Linked DNA regions of Homo sapiens: region 2 is linked to region 1. A link is a loop called in an ENCODE intact Hi-C map of the cell type or tissue named here. Cell type or tissue: heart right ventricle. All regions are shown on one strand. Links, peaks and the distances in the headings refer to the core of each region. The heading gives the core; the rest is flanking DNA.

Region 1 (12,008 bases), core at 1,798-9,797:
ATAAAATAGGCCTCATCATTTGCTCTCATTGGCTTATTATTATTTATATACTCTTGTGAGGGAGATAGATAAAAGCCTAATCCTAAAATAAGTAAATTTACAGCATTATAAATCATGTAAACATTATTGAGAAAATAAAAAAGAGTGAAACCAAGAAGTATAAAGGTTTTTCTAAAGATGTGGCATTTAAGCGAGTCTTTTTAAAAAAAATGCAGAAATAAGACTTTTAAAGAAGATCAAAGGAACATTCCAAGAAGAGGAAATATTATTTGCATAGGCCTTGAGCAAGGTTAACAGTTTGGCCTATTCAGGATATTAGAAGAAAATAGGAATGGTTGGAGAGAAGTTAAGGATGGGGAAAAAGCTAGGCAGAGACCAGAATATGTGGTAATTTAATGAAATGGGTTTTTAATGAAATGGGAAATCAGTCACTGATGAATTATAATATTAAGTGCTATTCCTGCTATGAAAATAAGTCAGTGGGAGTGAGGGTAAGAGTGAAATTAGGGAAAGTAGCTAAAAAATTGTATCTCAAGCAGGAGATGGTAGTACATTATGATATCATTAGTGTATGATCTTTAATGGTGATAGCAAAACTGATTGGAGGTGGGACCAGGTATTAAACTCCCCAATTATTTTTCTACGACTCAAAATCTGGAGATAAGACACTTTGAATCCCTCTTGACAGCAATCAGCTGACTACCAATCTGTTGAGAGCACCACATTGACAACCCTGTCACCTTCCTGTAATGTGCAAGTCCATAAATAAACAGTTTCTGAGTCACTACCTTCTGACCTCTATTTACACTTTTATGCAATCAGTCTTGTGACACAGCATTTACAGTGAAATCTTTATCAAGCCCATTAACGATGTAATATGGATAAGTGAGAGAGAGCAATCAATACACAGGGAGAAATATATACCACCTAACTTGGCCTCAACCACATACAACTGAGGCCTCAGTCTCTGGGATGAAACTATGAGCTTTGATCCAACCTCAACTCTCTTTCCTATGCTCCTTAGAGCAATGTGCATTTGGTATCCTTAGTTTCTTCTTGGCAAGCATTCCAATTTGCATATTTTCAGTAAGTTACTTTATTTCTAAACCTTCTACTCACCAGCATTCTTTTCCCAATGACAGAACACCTAAAGGCTTGAGGTATCTATAACTTAGCCTTTATAGGCAATCATCCTGGAAACTTAGAAGCCATTGTCCTTTCACCCAGAAAAAAAAATAAACACACACGCACACACACACACACACACACACAAACAAACAAAAAACACCTCCATTCTCATCAGACCTCAGATCATCTCAGCCACAAATTTTCAACCAAATGTTCAAATACTGTTATGAACATAATCTCATATAGTTGTCCTTAAAAAGCAGACAACCAAACAAAAAAGATTCCAGGATTCAATAAGAGTTAAAAATGCTACATACTTTAATCACCATCTCCCACTTTAGAGATCCATGATGCATTTTAGCATATACAAGTTTTGTGAAATCTTACAGTAGACAATCTTGAATTTTAAGTAACAGAATATTTGGCAAATTCACCTAAGGAAACTATTCTGTGAATACCTACAAATATTCTTCTGGATAGAATTCTGCAAAATATGCCTTGGAAAATGCTGTTGTATTATTTATTGCTATTTTTATCCATATTTCTGATTAATTAATTTATTTATTTACTTTGAGACAGAGTCTTGTTCTGTCTCCTAGGCTGGAGTGAAGTAGCGTGATCTCGGCTTACTGCAACTTACGCCTCCCTGGTTCAAGTGATTCTCATGAGTAGCTGGGACTACAGGCACAGGCCACCACACACAGCTAATTTTTGTATTTTTACTAGAGATGGGGTTTCACCATGCCAGGCTGGTTTCAAACTCCTGGCCTCAAGTGATCCACCTTCCTTAGCTTCCCAAAGTGCTGGGATTACAGGCGTGAGCCATGGCACCTGGCCAATATGTCTGATTAAATTAAATCACTATGGTATCCATGAGGGTGCTCACCAATACCTCTCATTCTCCATTTTTTAGATCCACATGTGGATTTTACTTTCCCTTTCCTTTTAAGTTAAGCATGGACATATGACTGCTAGAATTAGTAAAATATGAGCAGAAGTGTGTCACTTTCAGAAATAAGAATTTAATTTCTGGTACGAGTCTGTCCAGAGTGCTCCTGATCATGCTATGAAGAAGTGCTTATCATTCCTATATTGTGAATGACAAAACTAATTTTCAGAGAAAACTAGGGAAGGATTCTAATCTGTGTGTTTCAAAGTCCATACTTTTTCTAGTACACCTTGCTGCCTGAAGTTTATATTTATATCACACTAAGAAAATGTTAAGGTTTATATGCACCTATCATCTTTCAAAAAGAGATGTTATTCTTTTAATGGGTTTAATTTTGAAACCATTATTCATGCAAAATTCAGTACACTATTCCACCTACTTATGTTTTCATTAGTGTGAGTGTCTTGAGTGAAAGCCAACATTACTCATTTCCCAACAGCAAAAAACACATATCTATGCATTTCTTCCTTTGAGTTAGTAGAAAATGACAAAATATAATATGTCCTTATGTTATTAAAGTACTCAAACCAAGTTAATGAAACCATTCTAATTGAAGACAGCAGGATGTCTCCTATATATCTCTTTTGGAGAATTAGACAAACGTTCAGGAAATTTTGATCCCTGTTCTGCTTTTTACTTTAATTTCCTGTTGTGTTTGGGGAAGTCATCAAACTCTTTCATTTGTAATTTCCTCATTTGTAAAATAAGGATAGTAATGTCTGCTTTGAAAATGTCATAGGTTATTTTTATTTATACACTCATGAAACTTAAATTTATACGTTTATGAGATTACATAAAGACACATGCACACACTACCACTTTGAACCTAAAAACACTCTTAATATGTAGTATTATTATTCTCTTCTAACTCATTTCTCTTTTTATTATTTTCATCCAAATTACTTATTATAACTATAGTCATTGTTTTCTCTATAATGACCAAGAAAAATAAAAAATTTTCACTATTTCAACAATACTTTTACCAATATCTTAAACTCTCAACAGTAGATTAACAACTAGTTATTTCCTGTTATCTGAATCCTACTAACTGAGCACTGCTGGAGAAAGTCGTATTACCAAACATTTACATCATAAAATATATGATAACCAGTCTCACATGGGCCTTGAACATCATACACAAACCTTACCATTTCACTCACATTCTCCTTAACCATTTTAAACATTGCCAATTCTCTTAAAACTCTGATATCCCCAGGAGCCATCCAATCATACACACATATGTTTTTGTTCACAGCAGATACAACCTCATCTTCCACTTCACAGAGGAAATTATTTTCAGTATAAATGCATTAGGTGCCTATTAAATAACAGGCATTGATTTAGTTGCTGGGAATATGGTTATCCAACAGACATATAATGTCCCAGGTTTTTGAGTCTTTATATTCAAATAAAAAAAACAGACAATAAATATGTGAACAGATTTCAAATAAACGTATGGTTAGATAGAGAAAATTCTAGAAGAATAGACAGACAAGGATTGATCAGTATCATAAGTTCAGGTAGTGATGTGTTTTGAGGACAATAAACCAAAATAATAAGATAACAATATGTATACCTTATATACAGTGATCAATAAAGGCCCTTCTAATGAGGAGTCACTTGAGCAATGAGGCAGAGACTGCTGATTATTTATCCCAATATCAGTAATTCTTTCTTAGTAATAGAGCTCTAATTTTTAGTGGGCACATGATCACCAAGAAAAAGTAACACATTTCCTGTACTCTTCTGTAGCTAAGTGTTGCTATATAACTGAGTTGCAGCCAGTGCAATATTAAGAAGTGCCTTTTGGTACTACTGGAAGTTCTTCTTAAAAGGGAGGAGATGAGATTTTTTTTTCCACTTCCTCCACCCCACTGCCTAGATTATGTTGCAATGTTGCAGTTGTAATGGGAAGATACTAGCAGAAGTAGGAGAAAAGGCCTGTGGAATATGTCCATATTTGCATTTGAGAAACAACACTGGCTGCTCTCTGAAGAGACTATGCGGAGCAGAAACAAAGCAAGGTAACTCATTGGGAGGTTATTATGCTCACTCTAAGGCAGCATGATAGTAGCTAGGGAAGCTGCAGAGGGTATGATAAAAGGGGTTGTATTTTGAATATATTTTGCAAGAAGCTAACAAGGCTTGCTAAGAGTTGAATGTGAAGAGTGGCAAGTGGGAAAGACATGCACCAAGGCTGACTCCTAAATTGTTGGCCAGTGAATTGTGGTGCCATTTACTCAAGTGATAAAGACTGGGGAAGAAGCAGATCTGAGGGAAAGTGGATAGTGAAGAATCTTAAGTTTTATTTTGGATGTGTATGTTTAGCCTGGCATGTCTATGAGACATTCAAGTGGAAACATTGAGAAGACATTTGCGCATTTCTGGAGCCCTGGGAGTAAAATAAGATATATACATCAGGGAGTTATAAATATACAAGTGGCATTTAAGCTATGAAACTAAATAAAATCAATTAAATAGAGAATCTAGATGAAGAAGGACAGGGGATTACAGACCATGTGTCACTGCAACTTTTAGAGTCCGGACAGATTGAGGGAAGTCAACAAAGAAGTCTGAGAGGGAGAAATCTGGAAGGTATTACAGAGAAAACAGGAGGGTGTTGAGTCACAAAGCTTGGTGAGAAAGTGCTGCAAGAAAGAGTATCAGACGCTGCTGAGAGATTGAAGAGGTAGAGAAAGAGAATTCATCATGAGTTTGCAAAGATGGAGAGCAACGACCTTGATAAAAGCTGTTTTGGTGAAATGGTAGGAACAAAATCCTTCTTGGGATGAAGAGAAAGGGGAGGAAGTAATTGGCTGTTCTATGAAGAGGAGCAAGGAAATTCCACAATAGAAGGAGTGTGATGAAGAGCGAGTTGTTTGTTCGTTTGTTTGGCTAGTAGGTTTATTGGTTTTGTATATTTTTATTACTTTCTAAATAGGAAGATATTTTTAAGTGTCAGCAAGAAAATTGGAGTAAGCTAATCAATAGATAAATTAATAATGTAAATAAAGGCAGGCTAGAGTATACCAGAGGAATGGATCTAAAAGTAAGAAAGGCAAGCTGAATTTACAACCACGAGAACTGGGATCATGTCTGCTATTGCTAACTATTAAATCCTCAGTTCCTAGAATAGTGGTGAAGACATAGTAGATGCTTATTTATTAGATGGTAAGTAGTTAGATGAATTAATGAATGCTAGGTCTATAGTTTTAACCTGCATATTTTATTACAAAATCTTTCATTCTTATTATTGCATTTTCTGCTTAAAATATCTTGGAGCTTCCCATAGTCTGTTTTAACAGGGATTGTTTAAATACAAGCCTCAAGTTGGCACAAGGACACATGATGTGTGTCTCTGCCACATAATGGCTGGTCTCTGCCTGTCACTGTAGTCTCAGTTCTCTACATTCCCACTTGCATCCTACTCTACATTCACACTGAAGTGAATTACTAGCTCTACAAGTACATCATGCTTTAGTGCCAAGTGTTCTCTGTTCTTGCAAAAACTCTCCCTCATCAGCACCCTGTATTTGCCAAATCCAATTTATCCTTTAGCAATCAGCTTAAACACCATTCCCCCGGGAAGATTTCTCTGACCTGATTTTCTGAACTAGACCTTTTTGATGTTCCCAAAGCAAATGCACAAAGCTCTTACAAATAACTATGATATAATATTAATTTTGTTTATTAGCTTGTTTCCGTAATTAAAATTAAACTCTAAAGTAAATATGCTTTTCATCACTGAATACCAAGAACTTTACTTAAGACATTTAGTTAATGCCATTAAGTATCAAAAAGATGACCATGTCATTTAATCAACCAAAAATATTTACTCTCTCAAAGTCTTCAAGAAATGGGAGTGTCTACGTTGAAATTTTCCTCATATTTTCTTGTTGCTATCTGATTAAAAATTCAAATACTTAATGAGCCCCAAATCTTAAAAGAGCTCATAATATAAGTGAGCCAGGTCATATAAAGTAGCACAGTATCATCATGAGTTAGTGTAGGTTCGCAAATAACAGGGTTTCCATCTGGCATTCCTTCATCCTTTGGCAAACATCCATAATTAATTACAGTAGCCCTACTGAGATGGGATGTGGCCTTAGAAGCTGTTTTAGTGCAGTATTTTTATGCACACTGTATGAAAGTTTGCATAGAAAATGAAATCTATTTTCATTCCCTGAGTTAGTACAGTGAATTGGATAAGAGTAATGTCCTGGGTAAATGGAATAAAGTTCAATTCAACCTTGATGGAAATAGGGAGATAAACTAAGGAAGGTTTACAGCATTGTGTATGCATTGGGAAAAGGGCAGGTAGCCTCATGACACCAGATAGCTGACAAGAAAAAGGAGTTTAGCAAGAGAATGAAAAAGAGATCATGGATAAATTTGAGATATTTTAAAATCTAGTATGGTCCGGTGGTTTCTTATAGAGACCATAAAGTTTCTCCAGCCCTGACATGAATCTCCATGAACATTAGTGCAACTCTTAGTCATCTGGAGGGCTGTAGCCTGGGCCAGATGCAAAGGAATAGATTGATCTTGAAGAGTCCGAAATCTGGTGTTCAGAAATATAGCTGATAATTTACCTGAACAAGGAAATACCTTAGCAGAACTCTGAGATTCCTAGCGCAAAAGAACACTATTACATAATAAAAGCTGTGAAATTCTTGAAGGCAAGAGCTTCAGTTTAACAATCACTGAATCACCTGACATGGTTGGTACCTAATAAATATCTATTCTAGGACTGCCAGCAGTGCCTCACAGTGATATAGTTTGGCTGTGTCCCCACCCAAATCTCAACTTGAATAGTAGTTTCCATAATCCCCACGTGTCTTGGGAGGGACCCAGTAGAAGGTAATTTAATCATGGAAGCAGTTACCTTCACGTTATTCTCATGATAGTGAGTGAGTTTTCATGAAATCTGATGGTTTTACAAAAGGCTTTACCCCTTTTGCTCATTCTTCTATCTCCTGCTGCCTTGTGAAGAAGGACATGTTTGCTTCCTCTTCCATCATAATTGTAAGTTTCCTGAGGCTTCCCCAGCCATGCTAAACTGTGAGCCAATTAAACCTCTTTCCTTTGTAAATTACCCAGTCTCAGGCAGCTCTTTATTAGCAGCATGAGAATGGACTAATACAGTTAATTGGTACCCGGTAGTGGGGCGCTGCTGTAAAGATACTTGAAAATGTGGAAGTCACTTTGGAACTGGGTAACAGGGAAAGGTTAGAACAACTTGGAGGGCTCAGAAGAAGACAGGAAAATGTGGGAAAGTTTACAAGTTTCTAGAGACTTGGAGGGCTCAAAAGATAGGAAGATGTGGGAGAGGTTGGAATTTCCTAGAGACTTGTTGAATGGCTTTGACCCAAATGCTGATAGTGATATGGACAATAAAGTCCATGATGAGGTGGTCTCAGACAGAGATAAGGAACTCATTGGGAACTGAAGTAAAGGTCACTCTTGCTATGAAAAAGACTGACAGCATTTTGCCCCTGCCCTAGAGATCTGTGAACTGTGAACTTGAGAGAGATGATTTGGGGTATCTGGTAGAAGAAATTTCTAAGTGACAAAGCATTCAAGAGGAAGCAGAGCATAAAAGTTTGGAAAATTTGCAGCCTATCAATGTGATAGAAAAGAAAAACCCATTTTCTGGGGAGAAATTCAAGGCCGTGAAAGTATCATGAAAGAGGGGGTCAATAGCCTGTAAAGCCACAGGGCAGAGCTGCCCAAGGCTGTGGGAGCACACCTCTTGCATCAGTGTGACCTGGATGTGAGACATGGAGTCAAAGGGGATACTTTTGGAACTTTGAGGTTTAATGACTGCCCTGTTGGATTTTGGACTTGTATGGGGTCTGTACCTCCTTTATGTGGGTGATTTTCTCCCACTTGCAACAACTGTATTTACCCAATGCCTGTACACCCATTGTCTCTAGGAAGTAACTAACTTGCTCTTGATTTTCCAGGCCCATAGGTGGAAGAAACTGCCCTTGTCTCAGATGAAACTTTGGACTTTGCCTTTTGAGTTAATGCTGGAATGAGTTAAGACTTCAGGGGACTGTTGGAAGGGCATGATTGTGTTTTAAAATGTGAGGACATGCATGAGCTTTGGGCGGGGCCAGGGGCAGAATGATATGGTTTGACTGTGTCCACACCCAAATTGCATCTTGAATTGTAGTTCCCATAATCCCCACATGTCATAGGAAGGACCCCTTGGGAAGTAATTTAATCATGGTAGCAGTTACTCTCATGATGTTCTCATGATAGTGAGTGAGTTGTCATGAGATCTAATGGCTTTATAAGGGGCTTTCCCCCACCCCTTTGCTTATAATTCTTGTTGCTGCTGCCATATGTAGAAGGACATATTTTCTTCCTTTTCTGCCATGATTGTAAGTTTCCTGAAGCTTCCCCAGCCCTACAGAACTGTGAGTCAATTAAACCTCTTCCTTTATAAATTACGCAGTCTCAGTTATGTCCTTATAGTGGTGTGAGAATGGATTAATACACACAGTAACAGTGTAGTTTCTTAATCTTCCAAAATGTCTCCTGACCATTTAGGGAATATTGGTCTCATAAATGCTCCCTAAGAAATGCCTTAGAAATCTCAGGCACCCAAAATGACTGGATAAGCTATAGTGTAGATCCCAGTAGTGAGCTTTGAGGAATAAATCAACAAGATAAAGATGACAAACTAGTTTGTAAATGTTATATAATCTGACAATATAAATGTAATATAAATAACAAAAATGGGAGAAGATGAGACTAAGTGGATAATGGAATATGGTTGCTGATGACCTCATTAGTATTGACTTGTAAGAAAAATGAAATAACAAAAGCTTAAGCATTTTTAAAGAGTCGAAAATATCTTTAAGGTAATGTTTGTCATTGAAATTAAGTAATGGAGGAGAGAAAATGAGAAAAATTGATGCTAGCTATCTTCATTATTGTTCATTGTAAGTAGCTAATAGACATCATCCAGAAAAGACAGTGCTATGGATATTATATAAAGAAAGGTATTGGTATAATGAAAACCACTAGAACAAAAAGATAAACTATCCTAAAAACCAAAATAAATACCATCAACATTTAAAAAAATCATAATGTAGTGAAAGATTTACTGTGTGTAAGTGTGTGATTATATAAATATAATGCAAAATCGTATGACAGAAATTAGAATTTTGAGTAGCTCATTAGTAAATATAAATGTGCTTAGCTTTATTAAAAAAACTAAAAAGATGTTTAGATTGGCTAACAAATTCATATCCAATTGTTTGCTGAACACAAGAGACACACCTAATATAAAATGATTTAGAAAAGTTAAAAATAAAAGGATGGGCAAAGATACATGAAGAAAATACAAATGAAAAGAAGAAGTTGTAATTCTGATATCAGACAAGGTAGAATTTAACCAAACAAGAAAACTTTATAAACTAAAGGCCATAATTAAAAACACAGGTAAAAGAGTTATTTGTGTGCTTTTAAAAAACATAGCAGCAAATTTTAATAGGACATACTAGAATAAATTCATTACTGTTTTTCTTAAGATACATACTTTCTAACTTTCACAACAGGAAATGTTTGAAAGTAATGAGAGTTTGAGAACACTTAGTTCATCTAGTTCCCAGGTTGTGGGCCCAGAGCCCCAGAGGTAATGTCTAATCCCAGATGTGGGGAAACATAGGTACTCCATAAGTCTGTCATTTCTTTTTGCTGGAAAGAAAGGGGATGCACAAAGACATATGTCATGTCAAAGGGTCACTGTCAAACATGAAGGGACTTCTAATGGCCAAAGATTCAAAAATGACAAAAGTTAAGCATTGAAAAAATAATAATTGAAATTGATTCAGACTCATTTCATATATAAATACCTGTAAAATTATGATGATATGTAGAAAGAAAGAAAGAGGTAGGAGAAGAGAGCTATCCACACCTCTCCCAATTAATTGGTTGTATTAGAAGTAACAGGCCCCAAATCCTTTCTCTAACAACTTAAGAATTAAATGCTTTTCTTATTGCAATTGTTTTTCAGTTTGCTCAAATCATACTATTATCTAAATATTGAAAAGTTATTCTTTGTTAAAATAATTATTACTAATATATGTAGAAGAAATGATAGAATTACAAATATTTTGCAATTTCCCATTTAATCATTGGGGCTGGCACCAATAATTAAAAACAGGAGACAATCATGGGAAATGCTGATAAGAAAAAGAATAAGAGGATGGGGCTGTCACACCCTGAACTCACAGGTAAATCATAGCATCACCAAGAGATAGTTACATATTTTGTGTCTCTTGATATGGTGAATATAAAATATTTAGCACCATCTGTAAAATATTCTTACCAAATGGTTGAACCTGATTCTAGTAGAATGTAAGTCATGAGAGCTCATTTCCAGTTTTCAGGAAATAATAAGGTTAGAAAAAACAAAGACATATCTTCAATATGGAACGTCCTTCAAATTGGCTGACCTATTTTGTTTTCTTTTTGCGTAAATCAATAGCATGAAAAAAAGGAAATGTACTAGTCCAGCATTAAAGAGGCTCAGATTCATAACAACCATATGTAATGATAGACGTGGGTTGAACCCTTATTGAAGCAACCCATACTTTAAGTTGTAAGGAAACAACTGAGGAAATATGATTATAAACTAAGTATTAGATGGTTACAAGGATTTGTGTTTAAAAGAAAAAACAAGTAGAAAAGAAAATTGAATATAAAGAGACAGATAAAGCAAGTGTGGCAAAACCTAAATAATTCTTGAGTCTGAAAGATGTGTTTGTGGGGTTTTTCACACCATTGTCCTTATTTTGTTAATGTTTGAAAATTTTTAGAGTAGCTTTTAATAAATGTAAATAATAAAAAGGAAAAAGTTCTCATCTGTTTTATAAACTTTGAGAATAATTAAAAGAATAAGGCTTCTAGGAAACACAAAGCTCTAATCAGGAGCACAGAATGATGGCTAATTTGTTTTCAGAAGTAAAACAAGTACCCAGCACATAAAGCCATTTTTTTATAAACCTTACTCAAATTGTAATGCAACTGCTAACCTTTGTAAATGGGATTTTTTAAATAAAAATGTGCCCTGAGGCAATTTATATTTATTGTCATGTCTATGGCTAAAACCAAGGAAACCAAATTCTAGTTGCAAGAAAGATTGTATTTCCCTTCTTCGTGAGCCTAGTGTAAGGGAGATTGGTGGCTTTCCGTTTCCTGCATTTTTCCTTTTGTAATAAAGCATTTAAGTTTATTTCTTAGCAAGACCTGTTCTGCAGTCAGAAAAGCTCTGGGGAAGATTTGGGCTTTAATGCCAGCAAATGGAATCATGGATGGTGATGTTGATCTAGCGTTTGGCTTGTAAGAAATGCTGAGCCAAATAATCCTGCAGTGTTCTAGAGGGATCTTGTGATATAGTTTGTCTTTCTGTCTATTCACAATCAAAAATAAATCACAGGATTAGCTTACCTAGCAACAAGCAATGGGATGTTGAGTTTTAGAGAAATCAGAAAGACTTGATCTATGCAATTGAATGCCACTCACCTCCAGAATTCTGTTCTAACTCATTAGGGTGGGCATAGATGTCTTGGACTAAGTGAAAATGCAACATCAGTGAAATGTGTCATTTAGCATCTGCTAACCTCCTTGGCTCTCTTCTTTCCATCATGATGTTCCCCTTTCTTTTGGTCAAACATAAGCTTTCCTGCCCCATTTAGTCTCTGGCAATGAAAAAGTGGTGAACATATTTATTACAAGTGTCCATGACATCGTAGACAAACCTTCCCAGGACTATTGACATTTTAAAAGCATTCATAATTGATTCAAAGTGGATAGTAATCTATTAGAGGGATTTCGGTAACCAGCACACACTATATATGGAAAAGAGGAAAACCCATACCTAATTATGATAATAGCTAATATTACTTGGGCATAG
Region 2 (12,008 bases), core at 2,397-10,396, 60 kb after region 1:
ATACAACCACCTCATATGACCAGATTTTCACAGGGTCAAATCTGGTCCTTTTATTCTCAGAGTTCAAGTCTCAACATTAAAATGTATAGCATCAGTATAACCTACCCTGTAGAAAGCTCCCCAATATGTAGCAAGGCATGCTCCTTACCCCACACATCCTTACTGGCCAGAGGTTTCTAGAGGAGGAGATCCTATATGCAATGTTGGTCCACTATCTCTCCATTTTTCTATGGCTTAAGTAAAAGAAGATATTGACTTTGGGATGTCAGCTCAGAGACTGAACAAAGATGCCTCAGTGAATAGGAATATATGCTCTTAGCTGGGGAGTAAATGCCAGCTTTCACTTAAAATACATCCAGGGACCTTACTTCCAGCAAAAATCCCTTCCAAAATTGAGGCCCTAAGAGATCACTAGAGATATGTGAAAGACCTCTGTACTTGGTCCCACAACAGGCCAAGTTTGTATTAATTCTCAGGTGAAGACACATGAAACAGGTTTAACCTATTTTCAGATAGCCCAGAAATCAGTCAGTGGGGAGCCAAGAAAAGCTTTGAGGATGATAAAGTCATTTACTTTGTATTAACAGAAGTTAAGAAGTCCTTTTCTGGAATCTTTATTTGGAAGTCCTCAATGCCTCCCTAACCAAAATAAATCCTTCCCCCCGCCTCTTTTCTTCATAAGCCCCTGGTTACTGCACAGTATCCTCTATCCACAAATATGCCTGGCTAATTGATCCTCTTAATATTAGGGGGTGACTTTCTCAGATGATTTCTTCCTAACCTTTTTGGCTGCTTATAATCCTATTAGCAAGCTCCTATCATAGAACATTAATGTGGTTGTATCTGATTTAATTTTTAGCCAATACCCTACAAAATGCAGTAGCTTATTAGTGATTTTTATGTCATGTGGTTTTAGCAAAATTGAATGATAATGGGATGTGATTGGGTGGAAAATTATAGCAATAGGGTGCTTGGCTTCTATAATTGCAGCATAGGCTTTAGTTAGGAATGGGACTATCAGAATTTCTTTTACTTAAAAGTGATTTCTAAGGCATGGAAAAATCACTGTGTATTTACAATTTATCCAGTAGATGATTAAGTGGCTTTCACTGGTGGATAGTGAGACAGCCTTGCAAATCATAGAGACGATCAAGGAAAGCAGAGGGAAGATAACAGTGGCATTGTCTCATCTGAAGCTTCATTTATTTCTCTCCCCCATAAATGAAGTAGAAAGGGATATAGGATCATGGCAGTAATGGTGGTCTTATCTAAAATAAACTTATTAAATGAGACAGATTCTTTATTAACTAGTCAGGAGTCAAATGATTAAACAGCTTTTCTTGCCATTGAATTTCTAGCAGAAATCAATGTACATTATACAGTTGCAGCAGCTGAGATTGCAAAAGCCCAAGGACAGCGTAAAGACTGATTTACTGAAATATTTTATCAGCATAATGGTCAAGAGATGCAGTTCAGTTTGTCTGTGGAGTACAGCTTATCTTATTCATTGTTGTATGTGTTAGAAAAGCTACTTGCATAATCTTCCCAATTGTAATATTCCTGCTGCAAAACCATAACTGTTCCAACCGAAAAGAATTGTCCACATTCAGGATATTTTTAAGAATGAAAAATTGGTTTATGGGGACTTAAATATTGTCATTCAACTGTAGACAGTGCTACCCAATGGGTTTGGCATGGTTGACGACCAATGCGATGACAAAGGGTTGTTAGACACAATGCCAGGTGCTGGCTGTACCTCTGCACAACACGTAAGAGGCACAGAAAAGACTGCAGTTTATGCTCTTGCATAATTCAAACAACTCACTTGAGCTTGTATGCAAACTTTTTTTAATGCCTACAGCTTTTGGGAGTTTGTACAAATAATTGTCTTTCCAATCTAAAATTAAGAGAATGATGTAAAGTTTAAAAAGAAGAAAAAATATAAACTTAAAGTACAATGGTCAGCAGCTGAAGAATTTCCTTCTCCTTGATTATCAGTAAAGAAAGTTTATTTAATTACTTGTGAAATGTCTGCTTCTAAAAAGGATTTAAAGTGGCTTACAATAAAAGCCATATATAATCAAAAAACCACTTATCTAATACTATGTAATCAAACTAATCCAAGAGTTAATGGTATAAAATAACAAGCACTTTTTTCTGCTCACAATTCTGTGTGTCAGGACTTGGGAAACGAAACAGTAGGATGGTTTGCCCTTGCTCCACAATTTACTGGGGTGATTTGAACAACTGCAAATTTCTGGGATCATATATCTAGAGCCTCAGGTTGTATGGGTCTTCTCCATGCCACCCCTGCTAGGGATGGAATGCTCAGAGTGGCCCTTCAATTATGTCTTTGGTTCTGCTGGAATGACTAGGACAGCTGGGGCTCCTCAGGACTTTGATGGACTCTTCCCAGGCAGCTTCCTCACAGTATGTCATCTTGGGATAGTTGGGCTTAACATGGCAGCTAGTTGTCCCTCGTGATCCGAGATGCATGAGCAGAAGCTGGAAAACTTCTAAAGAATGAACCTCTGAAGTCCCAGAACCTTCCATGTGTATCCTCCATCACATTCTAGTGGTCAAACAGATCACTAAGGCAGCCTTGACTCAAAGGAGATAAATTAGACAGTACTTCTCAGTGGAAAAGAGTAGCCCCGAATATGCAGTCATCTTAATTTACACCACAGGCATAAGGTGATTAGTAATGATAATTTTAAAGTAAGAGGAGCTGTACCATTGAGGAGACAATTATCCTAGAAAAAGAGGTTAATGACACCTTCTACTATAAGCACAGAATTTAACCTTGAACTTCCTAGTGATCAAGGAAAAAGAAAAAGGAAGAACCAGCAACATAATGTTTATTATTTCAAAAAATTAGAGAAAGGTTTTTTCTCAATTATTTTCCAAAGACTAGAATAATAATCAGCAAATATAGAGCATGACATGTGTATTTTATACAGTTCCTTTCTTCCTAAATCTCCCTGTTTGTCTCAGTATCCCAGCCTACCTTTGTGGTGGTAGTCATTCTAGATAGGAAAGTTACTGCTTAGAATGCAGGCTGAGACTAAGAGGGGTGGAAGAAAGAAAGAGGAGAAATGAGGGTAAGCTGAGACAAACACAAAGAAAAAAAATAAATGAGCACAGAGAGAGAAAGAGAGGGAACAAGAGAGAGCAAGAGAGATAGTGAGACAGAGAGAGAACTAGGCAGACAGAGTTTGGCTTGCTCGAACTCAAATGTCTCTAGGACTTGTTTGGCAGGTACCTAAAATATCTGCAACACATGAAGCCAAAATGATAGAAAGAAGTGGATCCTCTGTCAAATGGAAATGTGCATGCCTCATCTAAAAGCACTGTTGTTTTTTATTATTGATTTAATGCCAAATATACCCATTTTTATGGCTGACTTTAGGCTGCTGCTGAATGTCAGGTTATATCGCTTGAATTTGCTTCTGTGGAGAAATTCTGAGCTCTGAGTATGAATAATTATACTGCTGGATTTTTCAGGTCCCTCTTGGTAGAGAGACCCTCCAGGATGGCATTGAGGGCTGATCATAGGGATTCACATAAGTGACCTCCTTCTGTTCTCAGCTACTGAGAAATAGGACCTATCATCTTCTGAAATACTCACTTTGGAAAAAATAAGAGGAGAATTATTATTGCCCATAAGGGATAAAATAATGAACTAAATGAAGCTAGTGCCAAATACTCTTGCTGATCCAGAGCCTTAGAACTGAGAAATGCATCAATGTATTTTGTAATGCAAGCTACCACCATGCCATTTACCTCTGATTGTTACCTTTTGGACATCTAATGTACTAAAAAACAAAAAATGACCATGATGTGTTCTTTACTAATAGAAATACAAGCAATGTTAGCACTCCTCAAATTCTGACCAAAGGGTTATTTTCCTTTTCTTCCTCCTCCTCCTTTTAATGGGCTATCATTAGAACCAATAAATACTCAGAAAAGTGTCATAGCTTCTTGTTTACTTTCTTTTAAAAAATGTGTATATTTAAGGTATACAACATTGTTTTGATATGCATATACATAGCGAAATAATTACTACAGCTAAGCAAATTAACGTTTCATCACGTTCCATAGTTACCGTGTGTGGGTGTGTGTGTGTGTGTGTGTGTGTGTGTGTGTGCGTGTGTGTGTGGTAAAAAGCACCTGAAATCTACTCTCAGCAAATTTTCAGTGCACAAAACAATATTATTAACTACAGTCCTCATCCTATACATTAGATCTCTAGATTTATTTATTCTACCTGACTGCAATTTGTACTTTTTGATCTATTTCTCCTTGCCTCCCACTTCCTGCCTTTGGTAACCAACATTCTACTCTGTTTCTATGTATTTGACTTTTGTAAAATATTACATGTATAAATGATATCATGCAGTATTCTTTTTCTGTGTTTGGCTTATTTGACTTAGCATAATGTCCTCCAGGTTCATTCAGTTGTTGCAAATGGCAGTATCTCCTTTTTAAGGGCTGAATAATATTTCTTTATACATTAATCTGTTGAGGTTTACTTACATTGTTTCTATATCTTGGTTATTGTGAATATGCTACAATGAATATAGAAGTGCAGCTGTCTCTTCAACATACTTACTTCATATTCTTTGGATATATACCCAATAGTAGACTTGCTGGATTAAATGCCGATTCTATATGGTAGTTCTAGCTTTAATTTTTTGAGAGACCTACATACTATTTTCTATAATGTTTTACCAGTTCATATTCTCATCCACAGTGTACAAGCGTTCTTTTTTCTCTTCACCTTCACCAACACTTATCTTTTTGATAAAAGCCATTCTAAAAGATATGAGGTGACATCTCATTGTAGTTTTGATTTGCATTTTTCTGATGGTTAGTAATGTTGTGCACCTACATCATAATCTGTAGAAGAACACTGAAAGTGCTTTCTCTAAAATCTGAACAAGTACAAGGTACAAGGCAAGGATGCCTATTGTCAACACTTTTATTCAACATAGTTCTAGAAGTTCTAGCCAGAGTAGTCAGAAAATAAATAAATAAATAAATAGCATACAAATCAGAAAGGAATAAGTAAATTTATTTGTCTGCAGATGCCATAATTCTATATATCTAGGAGCTTAAAGCCTCCACCAAAAACAAAACAAAACAAAAACCTGTTAGAACTAACAACTGCATTAAGTAAAGAAACAGCATACAAAATCAACATATAAAAATCAGTTGCATTTCTTTATATAAGGATCTTTCTGAAAAATAAATCAAAGAAACAATCTTATTTACAATGGCATCAAAAATTAAAATATTGAGAAATAAATTTAACCAAGATCTTCACAAACAAAACTATAAAATATTGATGAAAAACACTGAATAAGACACAAACAAATGGAAAGACATCCTGTGTTCATGGATTATAAGAATTAATATTGTTAAAATGTCTGTATTATCCAAAGCCATATACAGATTCAACACAATCCTTACCAAAATTTCAGGGGCATTTTTCATAGAAACAGGAAAAACAAATCTAAAATTCGTTTGGAACCACAAAAAAACCCAAATGGCCAAAACAACCTTGAGAAAGAAAAACAAAGTTGGAGGCAACACCCTGCCTGATGTTAAATTATATTACAAAGTTATAGTAATCAAAATAGTATGGTACTGGTATACAAACAGAAACATAGGCCAATGGAACAGAATAGAGAGCCCAGAAATAAACCCAAGCATATAAAGTCAACTAATTTTCAATAAGGCCATAAAGAAGAAACGGTGAGGAAAGGATAGTCCCTTCAGTAAATTATGCTGGTACTCTTTCTTTTTAATCAAAAATATTTTTTCTTAAAAAGTACACTTTTTAATAAAAATAAAACATGCTCCTTTCTATTGCCACAGTTTCTCTCTTCCTTTTTTACAATTATGTGGCAGAGGCTGACAGTGTTTCTAATTTTCTGAACTCCCCTTAGGTAATACATGTTTGTTTTCTAGCAGAGTATATGGCAACCCAATTTTTCTTTTGCTAGTCTCTTCAAATTTAATTATTTTGTTTTTTCCAGTTGTGAGGGAGTCAAACCTGGACATGCTTTATATCTATACCCCCATGGCTCTCCCTGCAGTGTGCCATGTGACAATGTGCTCTTTCCATCATAATGCATCACTTCAATTTAGACCTCACTTTATGTCCAAAGCAGATTTTTTTCAAAGACTGAAGCTGCAGTTCCTTTGATGCCTAAATTAAATGTTAACTAATAGTCAATTTTTCAGATTCCACTCAGGCTATACGAAGTTGGGAAAGAGTCCAGATACCTAGTGGGTCATTTTGAAACAAGTAACTCAAATGTCAATAGATACTAGCCTTTGCTGAGATATGCAAAGTTCATCTGAGTTTCCCCAAATGATGTAGATTCTAAATAGTTTCGATCCTTAATGTTTTCTTTGCTGGTCAGTTTTCTCTGATTCATTGATTGGGAAAAATTAGGTAAGATACAAGAAATTGGACCTCTTTAGATTGGGGTTGATTATCATGAATAAATAATTTGAACTTTCTAGTAAAATGGCCCTGATGGTTTCCATTCATGTATTTGCCAATTAGTTATCTGTATTCCATAAGAAAAAAGGTTTTAGTTCCTATTAACACATTTTACCATTCAGTTTTAATTGCAGTCATAGACATTTGTACTCTAATGTAACAGAACAAAAGATATCATGAAAAAATGAGTTCTATGGGAAAGAGAAAAAAATCATTTCATCTTAGACAAGGAAAATGTATTACAAGTGGGAGCATTCTAAATCCTTAGGTTTCATGAGTATTCCATTTTTCTTGTTAATAGACAGCTGTGCTTTTTATGAACTTCTAAGAGTTGACCAACTTTAGTCAGAGTTGGAGTTATTAAAGGCTGAGGACAGAAGACATAGACTCTCTCCAAAGTGGGCATTTGCAGTGTGGAATTACAGTAAGCGTTCTCATCAACCTTTAGATTGACATTCGCAGTAATGGAATTTATTGTCATTCACTCCCTGCCACAAAGAGTCTAGAATTAAAAGGTCTTGTCCTTCATTGTTAAATACTGATAATTTTCCCCCCTTCAGAATCTTTTGTGAAGCTCTTGCTGGTCCAACTGATACTATTTTTCTTCTAATGAAAAATTTCTTTCCTCTGTAATTCATTTTAAAGGGACCCCAGCAAGTACCCAAACAGGCAACACCTATGTGTAACCAGGCAGAGAGAATGGACCAGAGAAGGGACCCTTTTTAAATGAGGTTATAGGGATGGATAAACGCAGGGGACCCCAAGCAATTGTATATCTCAGGGAATCATGGGATTATATGGTCACTTAAAGTGGAAGTTTAGTAGAGTCTTAGAAGACTCACCAAGTCCTAACAGGTGAAAGACAGAAGCCAAGGTATACCTTAAGACAGTATTGACAAGGAGACAAGAGGCTTCTGGAGTCTGGGATTGCACTGAAGAAAGGGAGTGGAAACTGCAGTCCCCACGTTATGAGACTTTGGTAAGATTTCTGAAAGCTTTGTTACTTCAAATTTTTTTTTGTTATTTTTATTACCACTGTTGGTGTACCTGAGTGAGAAAACTTATTAAAGGGGAAGAACTTGGGTACCCTGCATCTTCCCACAGCTAGACTTGAAAGGATTTAATCTCTAAAGGAAAGAGTGTTAGTGGCTGCTGGAAGAATGAGAATGAGAACATAAACAAGCTGAGTCATTTGTGCTCACAAAGAATAGGCTGGTGGATGTGAGCTGAGCAACAGACCAAGAAGTTTGACACTCACAAAGTCCTTGTGGTCTCTCTACGTCTATAACTCACTAACACAATTACAAGCACCGTGTCCATTTTAATGAAAAAATTAGGGCCATTGGAAGAATAATAGTTTAGCAGAATTAATATTTTACATGATTAATTAAATATTATTTTATCTTTAAACCAACATTCTCACAGCATTGGTCTCATAAGAGTAAATGAGGTGTCATTTGTATCTATTATTTTTGAAATGTCTATTTTGCAAAATTTTAAGAGTGAGGCATGATTTTGGAAGGAAAGATGCTTTCATTAATGGCTTAGATTTCTGACATTGCTTATAAGTAAGAATTATTTGAGAGGTCCTAACAAATAATAATAATTAAGAATTAAAAGAAGCTTTATTTGAAAGAAAACACTGATTCATGCTATGGTTTCCTCTTTGTATATAACCCAAAGATTACAGGGTACTAAATATCACTTGAGAGATGAATATACCCGAAATAGCAAATAGGCACTAATTATGTAAATATATTTTTTAGCAAGAGAAACACGTTTTTGTGGATTTATTAATCCTAGGAAAAGAGAAGAAAAAGCCATTATAGGGGGAAAATAACGAGAAAAAGAGAGAGCGACCAGGAGAAGATATTGAAAAAGCACTGAAGCTCAAGCACAGATTTACTAGGTATCAGATGAACCAGTGATTAGGCTTATCATAAGACCAAAAAATACCTGCCTACTAGTTCTTGTGTTACTTAATATTATCTTATTAAAAATATTTTTGGGGTATTCTCTTAACTTATTGGTATTAGTGAAGCAGGGTGTTTCCCCTATCTCTTCATGAAACTCACAGCAGGAGTACCTCGTTTACTCAGCCCGCTGCTCTCAACTACTTGCGGGAGGGAGTGCATAAGTGAACGAACCAGGACCTGGAGTTCATGAGTGCTAGAACCGGCTGGCCTGGCCACTCTGTCACCCGCGGCATCAAATTCTCTGATGTCCAGCCATAGTCTTTGATGTCCACCTGCTTCTCCCCTCTGCTGGCTGAGCCTGGGGTCTTTATAAGGCACAGGATGGGGTGAGTCAGGGCCATGGGTGGTTTACGAAAAGGCAGCATTCCAGTGGGAAAACATGGATATAAGTTCTCACTTTGGGCCCCATCTCAGGCTTTTTGGCTTGAGAGTGGAATTTCGCCAGGGACCCACCCCTCTCTGCCTAGAATTATTCTGCCTCCTGTTGCTATCAGTAGTATAATTTGGTAAAACCATTCTTGAGGGCATTTGGCAAAATATACACAAAGCCTTAAAACCCAGCATATTTTGTTCACTCTAATTCTTTTTTCCTGGAGAAACATGCACACCACATAAGCATGTTTCCTAATGTGAATAAATGAAAGTGACCTAAAATTCTGATGATAGAAAATTAGATAAATAATCTATAATATATTCAGAAGATTGAATACTCTGTAGCTATTAAATAAAGGTTATAGAAGATTAATTATATGGGAAAAATTATCATAATAAATTAAATAAATGAGGTAGCTATTTCATAGTGCTAGAGCTCACAGCACTAGAAAAGTGTGAAGAATCTAAAAGTCGTATATAATGCACTGGAAGGAAGAAATACAACTTTGCTGAAGGATGCCTGAAAATATTGATTGTGTGTTTCACTGATTTCTACTAGGTCAGAAGGAAACTACTTGCTCAAAAGGAGACCAGAGGAATGAAAATGTGTAAGACTTTGATTTGTTCATTCATTATTCATTTACTTATTCATCTATTCATTCAGCCATCACTTTTCAAATGCCTACCACACGCCAAGCACTGGGCTAGATACAAAGTATGACTGAAGAGTGAGGAGTGATGAAACTAGATAAGCACAAAGAAATGGCTCAAGAAGATTCTCTACACGCCTTGTACCTGATTTGGGGTAATATTTCGGGCAACGAGGAGTCATTGATGAATTTTTGGTAGGGAAATGACAAGGTTAGATTTTTACATTAGACCATCTTGGCAGCAGTTGGGAGGATGGACCATAGGAGGAGAGGACTAAAGTATGTAGTGATTAGGCTTTTGGGGTAGTAAAGTGAGCACCAGGGAGGCCTGGAACCAAGGCAGTTGCCCAGGATATAGAAACAAGGGCAAATATTCAAAAGATACTTAGGAATTATAATTCAACATAGAGACTAATTGTTTATACAGTGCACAGGAATGGACACAGTTTTTGATACATCTTGGGTTTTTAATTTGGATGGAGAACAGAAGAGTTTGGCAAAATATTTTGAATAGCACTCTATGGCACTTCATACTTTTTTAGTATCTCTATATACATATATGTGCTTAGATACAAACTCTATCATAGGAGCTTTTTCAATACAGAAAAGCTGGTTTTAATCCTCTACTATGGACGTTTTTTTGTTGTTCACCTCACTCTCTATGGCTTCCTTTGATAAAGTCAGACATTTGCCACTGAAGTTTAAACTTCTAAAATTTCTGATGGAAATGTAGAATGAGATAATAAAAATGAACATTCATGGAGCACTGACAATGTACCCAGGTCTAGGCTAAGTATTTTACACATATTATACAATTTATTTATTACAACAACATTAGGTAGGCATGCTCACTTTACAGATGAGAAAATGAAGCTCTGAGAAATGACCACTTGCCCAAAATTATACAACTAGTAAGTTGCTCAGCCAGAATTTGAACCAAGGTTTTCACTTTTAAACTTATATCCTCTAAACTCTATCAATTACCATCTGAAATTTCAGACATTCTTAGAAACCATATCTTTCCGTAGGCATTATGGATGAGTTTTGGTGATTTGAGTGGCAGTGTGATCTGATGGCAAGATCATTGAACTGAGGGTTGAGAGTCTAAATTCCTAGTTTGAGCCAGACAACACATTTTTTTATGTGTGTGACCTTGACTAAGTTACTTAACAGCTCTGGGTTTCATTTCCTTCATTTTAAAAATAAGCAGATTGAATTAGGAGTCACTTCCAAGCTGTTATTGTATTTGTAACTTGAGAAATTTGAAATTTCTCTTTTCGCCCACATAGGACAGGGTTTCAAAGCCAAATATAGTTCTATATACTAATGGAATTTGCTTATTTCAAATGCAGAAAAGCTACATTCTGATCAGTTTTGAGTATCAGTTTTCTCATCTGTAAAATGGAATAATATTAATACATAGCAGTGTTACTGTGAAGATTGAATACAAAATTATAATCCTAAGTGGTTTTCACTAGTTCAGTCATCAGAAAACTAAAACAACAAATAAAAATGTCTGTGTTGGCCAGGTGCGGTGGCTCACGCCTGTAATCCTAGCACTTTGGGAGGCTGAGGCAGATGGATCACCTGAGGTCAGGAGTTCGAGACCAGCCTGGCCAACATGGTGAAACTCCATCTCTACTAAAAATACAAAAAGTTATCCAGGTGTGGTGGCAGGAGCCTGTAATCCCAGCTACTCGAGAGGCTGAGGAAGGAGAATCGCTTGAACCGAGGAGGCAGGGGTTGCAGTGAACTGAGATTGTGCCACTGCACTCCAGCCTGGATGACAGAGCAAGAACTCAGTCTCAAAAAAAAAAAAAAAAAGTCTGTGTATATTTATCTGTATCTGGTCTACATAAATATTATTAGATTAAAAAATGAAGTAAGAAGTAATTTGATAAAATTCATTATTCCCCTAGGCCTCTAAGACTTCAAATAATAAGGGGAAATAAGCAAAGTTAGAATTTTTCTATTGTTCTGATTTACATCAGGATTCAGGAATTATTTACAATTAACTTTCTATACTTGTCCCTTATTGATCACTTGATGCATATGCTTTTCTGGAATTGGATTGTTATCCAAGCATGGCAAATTAAACTTCCGATTTAACAATTAAAACCATCAGGCTGACGAATGAGACAGTGAGGCTGATTTATTCTGGGTTAGATTCTGGCTCCCAGGCATAAATGAGACTTTCTTTGTTTTCAAGAGAAGCCTAGCAGGCTGGCTCAGGTGGCACAAGCCTGTTACTGATCTCGACCTATCACAGTCTGCAGGCATCTCCAATGAACGAATGATGATCCTAACGGTATTCAGAAACAAGTCACTTATGATGATGCCAAAGTCATTCTCCCTTCATGGCCATTAAAGACTGGTTTATTACTCAGAAAAATTAACTATCTGGAATAAGCTTTTAATTGGCCTCTCAATAGATATATAGAGAGATTAGATGGATTTTATAAATTAGTCTTTAGGTTTCTCTTTGGACTACTCATA

Evidence for each region. Hi-C counts contacts between places; a loop is a spot of excess contacts. Peaks named below come from ENCODE experiments on the same cell type or tissue, not always from the same donor. Only the 100,000 strongest peaks of a DNase experiment are listed, where the experiment ranks them.
Region 2: a loop joins it to region 1, with 4 times the contacts of the local background. A loop is called at or near these places in 2 of 110 quality-filtered maps.

Annotation. Positions count from the first base shown.
Region 1 is chr11:21,908,556-21,920,563 of GRCh38, forward strand. The region is part of intron 2 of LOC102723370 (a long non-coding RNA gene); the gene reads left to right. It overlaps LOC105376587 (a long non-coding RNA gene), which reads left to right and starts at 4,040. Exons shown (of 2, transcript XR_931117.3): 1 at 4,040-4,101. In heart right ventricle, for the core only: no CTCF peak of the experiment used is centred there; no DNase peak of the experiment used is centred there.
Region 2 is chr11:21,967,731-21,979,738 of GRCh38, forward strand. The region is part of intron 2 of LOC102723370 (a long non-coding RNA gene); the gene reads left to right. Among named protein-coding and RNA genes, the nearest start is that of ANO5, 220 kb to the right of the region's middle. In heart right ventricle, for the core only: no CTCF peak of the experiment used is centred there; no DNase peak of the experiment used is centred there.